Regions from separate parts of the Homo sapiens genome. Here region 1 is linked to region 2. Evidence: chromatin loops called from intact Hi-C (ENCODE). Cell type or tissue: OCI-LY7. All regions are shown on one strand. Region 1 overlaps SLC30A9 (solute carrier family 30 member 9). Region 2 holds the start of BEND4 (BEN domain containing 4).

Region 1 (2,500 bases), 160 kb after region 2:
ATTTATTTTCATACCACCCCACCATACCCTAGACACAACAGGTTTCTTTCTGCTCCTTAAAACTATTTGTCTGGGCCAGGCGCAGTGGCTCACACCTAAAATCCCAGCACTTTGGGAGGCCGAGATGGGTGGAATGCTTGAGCTCAGGAGTTTGAGACCAGCCTGGATAACATGGTGAAACCCAGTCTCTAACAAAAATATAAAAATTAGCTGGGCATGGTGGCGCTAGCCTGTGGTCCCAGCTACTCAGAAGGCTGAAGTGGGAGGATCACTGGAGCCCAGGAAGTCAAGGCTGCGGTGAGCTGTGATCCTGTCAGTGCACTCTAGCCTGGGTGACAGAGCAAGACCCTTTCTCAAAAATACATACATATATACATACTAGTCTGATCTTTACAGTTCCTCTTTACTCTTCCCAAATTGCTCTTTCTCCCAGACCTTCACGTGGCTTGCTCATTTTCATCTTTCATGCCTAGGCTCAGTCATTACCTCAGAAAAGCTGGAGTCCTAGGCCATCTTATCGAATGAAATAGCCCATCCTGGCTACTTTCTAGCCCATCATCCTGCCTATCTCTTCTATGGCACTTTAAATATATTTATTTCTGGTGGAAGAAAGGTGGAAACCATCCACCTCGTTCAGCACTACACTATCAGCAACTATAATGCCTGGCATCCAATGCTGAATGATTCTCATTCACAAAAACTCTAGGAGGCACATACTACAGTTAGCTTCATTTTATACTTAAGTACAATAAATTCTATCATGAACTTGATCTGCATAGAATCTTCCTGTCTGCCTGCCTAAATGGTCTTTTTTTTGGTGGGGGGACGGAGTTTTGCTCTTGTTGCCCAGGCTGGAGTGCAATGGCACGATCTCGGCTCACTGCAGCCTCTGCCTCCTGGGTTCAAGCAATTCTCCCACCTCAGCCTCCCAAGTAGCTGGGATTACAGGCGCCTGCCACCATGCCCAGCTAATTTTTTTGTGTTTTTAGTAGAGACAGGTTTTTGCCATGTTGGCCAGGCTGGTCTAGAACTCCTGACCTCAGGTGATCCGCCCACCTTGGCCTCCCAAAGTGCTGGGATTACAGGTGTGAGCCACCACACCCAGCCCTAAATGGTCTTTTATAACTGTCAATGCTCTCTTAATCAGACTAAGAATTTAACTTTTATCCCCAGCAGAGGTCCCTCCTCCTCCCCAACCTCTTTAAACAACTAAGAGCATTGACAGTCTAAATGGTCTTTTTTTTTTTTTTTTTTTGAGACCACATCTGACGGGTTCAAGCAATTCTCCTGCCTCAGCCTCCTGAGTAGCTGTCATTACAGGCGCCCACCACCATGCCTAGCTAATTTTTGTATTTTTAGTAGAGATGAGGTTTCACGATGTTGGCCAGACTGGTCTTTTGTAACTGTCAATACTCTTAGTTATTTAAAGAGGTTGAGGAGGAGGAGGGACCTCTGCTGGGGATAAAAGTTAAATTCTCAGCCTACTTTTCTTATGACAATAAATACTAGCAGATTGGAGACAATAATAACATAGTATGTTTGATTTCTATTTTCTATTTAAAAATTACACTTTTATTAATTTCAGTGTTCATCTAGTATACTTAAGTGTCTTCCCCTCTCAAATTTTTGCCAAATGAGGCAAGGTATAAATACATGAAAAAAAGAAATATGTGCTCTATCCTAACCCAAAGAACTTTTTATAAAAAAGGATATACTTACTACAGAAACTAAGTAACATTTTTATTCTTTAGAAGTATATGTGTACTGTAGATCATTTGTAAAACACAAATAAAAAAATTTTTAGACAAACTCACTGTTAATATCACAGTATATATTTTCACTGTATTTTTCTACAGTTTTTACCTAATAACACAAGAGTATTTTCCATGTCACTATTCTTCTAAATTATAACTTTTTTTTTTCTTTTGAGATGGAGTTTCGCTCGTCGCCCAGGCTGGAGTGCAGTGGCGCAATCTCAGCTCACTGCAACCTCCACCTCCTGGGTTCAAGTGATTCTCCTGCCTCAGTCTCCCAAGTAGCTGGGATTACAGGCGCCCGCCACCATGCCCAGCTAGTTTTTGTATTTTTGGTAGAGATGGGGTTTCACCATGTTGGCCAGGCTGGTCTCGAACTCCTGACCTCAGGTGATCCCCCTACCTCGGCCTCCCAAAGTGTTGGGATTACAGACATGAGCCAACACACCCAGCCCTGAATTATAATTTTTTAAAAAAATGGTTGTATACATCACCAGCCCATAATAAAGGTATCATAATATATTTCAGTTTCCCACTCTCCATAACTATGAACTACCAATTTATTACTATAATAAACTTCTGCAAACATTTTAATATGTATTTTGATTATTTCTTTAAAGTAAATCCTTTTGAGTAAAAACTGTTAGGTCAGAGGGCATAAACCGTTTATGTTTTCAATCAGTAGTTAAGAGAGTTCCTGTTTTCCCACACCCTCAATATGGGGTATTATCATTATGAAAAATTCG
Region 2 (2,500 bases):
CGTCTCAGAAGTAGCTCCCCCATTTCTCACTTACGTGCCTAAGAAACATCTCCCTGGCATCTCATTCTCTTTCTCTTTCACCAGCATTTCATTATTTCTTAACTGTCCCTCTCATGCTTGTCTCCTTTTCCTAGTGATCCACGTGTCCTCATTTAGCAGTTTTCAGAAGCCAGGGAGAAACATTGCAAATAATGTTAAATATGATTAATATCTTGAATTCCTTGAAATATGACATGCATGAGTTACAATGAAACCTCTTTTATTTCCCCATGAAATGCTTTTGCATAATGAGAAAGAAAATGTCCTCTATGCCCTAATCAGCCCTGACAGTTCCTGGACTCCCAAATACTTATATTTATGGCATTATTTATTTCATCTCTAATAAATGGATTGGGGGGGGGACACAGCACCATCTGAGGAAGCTGCAGGAGAGAGGGAGACAATCTAGGGGGGAATAATACAGAAGCTGAACCAGCAAGGCAGAGAGAAAAAGCTTCCAAAGGGAAGGAGACCAGGGAAAGAGAGGCCAAAAGATGTGAACCCCCAGAAGAAAATGGGTCACCTTCCTAAGAATAAAAGGAAGGCTCTGAAAAGGAAACAAACTTCAGAGTGCAGAGATGAGGGTCCTACATCAAGGAGCATCCAGAACTCTGACCTGGAGAACGAAAAAGGAAGGCTGAAAAGCAAACCTGGGGCAGGGTATGCTGGTTGGCCTAGAAGAGGGGTGATTTGGGATAGGGAGCAATGGACCCTCTGCCCCAAAAAGTGGCTGGGAGAGACCAGGACATCTGCATCCCATGGAGGATCTTCCTCCCAACGACTGAGATCTCTCATTCAAACGGCTACTGAAATTGGGCACCCTCCAGACCCTCGCCGGATGGCGCCAGTTGCAGTGAGTAAAACAATGCAAGGAGTGAGTTCTCGTGTTTCCCTGGGCTTGCAAGTACATATACATATATTAAAAATGACACTGTTGAAAGTAATCATCACCTCAAAGGGAGGTATCAGGACATTTCCCCACTCAATTGCACAGAGGCTACTGGCTATGGGAAGTGAGGAGTTGACTTCAAATAACCTGGATGCGTCAGTGCAACACAGCCGCACACTCCCGAGTGTCTGACTTTGGGCAATTCCCTTCAACCTCTCAGAGCCTCGGTTTTCTCATCTTTATAATGGGGGGGAAATCATGGTGTCATGCACGTTCTCGGGGCCCCTACGGGAAACAAATGAAAACGTGAAAAAGTTCTACGCCTTGCGAGCTTTTATGTTCCGCATGAGCTCAGAGGCCGCGATGCTCGGGGAAAGCAGGACCCCAAAGCCCCGTAAACACCGCGCGACCACCCGGGCCAAGATCTTCAAGAGGTTCTTTTCAGAAGGATCGGAGAGCAATTCCCGATTGGTAGAAGAACTTGCTGTAATACACACGTACTCTGACGACCCCGCCCCAACGACTAGCCCCTCCTCTGTGCAACCCCGAGAGTTTGGGGTCATGCAGGGGGCGCCACGAGCTCGTTTCGGAAGCCGGACCCCGCCCGCAGCCGCAGAAGCCTCGAGTCCACATCTGGGTCTCTAAAGTCTCGCCGTAGCCAGATCCCGGATCCCCACCTTCTTCACCAGTTCCCGGGCGTCCTCCAGGTCCTCGCTTTCCCCCTTCCCCCGCTCCCCGTCGGAGGCGCGGAGCCGCCAGGCAGACCCCGCGGGCGGCTGCGGCGCCAGGCCCCGCCCCGCCCCCATTATCATTAGCAGATATTACCCTAAACACTTGCTCTTTACCTCCTTTCTCCCTCCAGGCATTGGCGAGGCAGCCTGTCAATCAGGAGCTCGGGCGGCAGCCCCCCGCGCGGGGGCTCGGCGATGCCAGCCTCAGCGACAGGCGGCGGCGGCGGCGGCCACGGCACAGACACACACCCTCCCACACGCGCGCACCAGGGCAGACCCGGCGGGCAGGCGGCGGAGGCACCCTCGGAGCCCGGCGCCCGGCGGGGAGGGGACGTGCTCCGAGGGACCGGCCCCGAGGCGCCGGATGGAGGAAGAGATGCAGCCGGCAGAGGAGGGGCCCAGCGTCCCCAAAATCTACAAGCAGCGCAGCCCCTACAGCGTCCTCAAGACGTTCCCCAGCAAGAGACCGGCGCTGGCCAAGCGCTACGAGCGACCCACCCTGGTGGAGCTGCCGCACGTGCGGGCGCCCCCGCCGCCCCCGCCGCCCTTCGCGCCGCACGCCGCCGTCTCCATCAGCAGCAGCGAGCCGCCGCCGCAGCAGTTCCAGGCGCAGAGCTCCTACCCCCCCGGGCCCGGCCGGGCCGCCGCCGCCGCTTCGTCGTCGTCGCCGTCCTGCACGCCCGCCACATCCCAGGGCCACTTGAGGACTCCGGCGCAGCCGCCGCCCGCGTCCCCCGCCGCCTCCTCGTCGTCTTCGTTCGCCGCTGTCGTCAGGTATGGCCCAGGCGCGGCGGCGGCCGCCGGCACCGGCGGCACGGGTAGCGACAGCGCCAGCCTGGAG

Evidence for each region. Hi-C counts contacts between places; a loop is a spot of excess contacts. Peaks named below come from ENCODE experiments on the same cell type or tissue, not always from the same donor. Only the 100,000 strongest peaks of a DNase experiment are listed, where the experiment ranks them.
Region 1: a loop joins it to region 2, with 3 times the contacts of the local background. A loop is called at or near these places in 2 of 110 quality-filtered maps.

What each region holds. Positions count from the first base shown.
Region 1 is chr4:41,993,583-41,996,082 of GRCh38, reverse strand. All of the region lies in intron 1 of SLC30A9 (solute carrier family 30 member 9), which reads right to left. Among named protein-coding and RNA genes, the nearest start is that of SLC30A9, 4.3 kb to the right of the region's middle. In OCI-LY7, CTCF peaks have their summits at 1,241 and 1,486 (motif pointing left); no DNase peak of the experiment used is centred here.
Region 2 is chr4:42,151,667-42,154,166 of GRCh38, reverse strand. It overlaps BEND4 (BEN domain containing 4), which reads left to right and starts at 1,512. Exons shown (of 6, transcript NM_207406.4): 1 at 1,512-1,635; 2 at 1,791-2,500. The coding sequence starts at 2,024. RefSeq lists silencers at 1,820-2,139, 2,340-2,429 and an enhancer at 2,195-2,500. In OCI-LY7, a CTCF peak has its summit at 1,520; DNase peaks (open chromatin) are centred at 1,436 and 1,826; H3K4me3 peaks cover 2,500 bases; H3K27ac peaks cover 1,423 bases.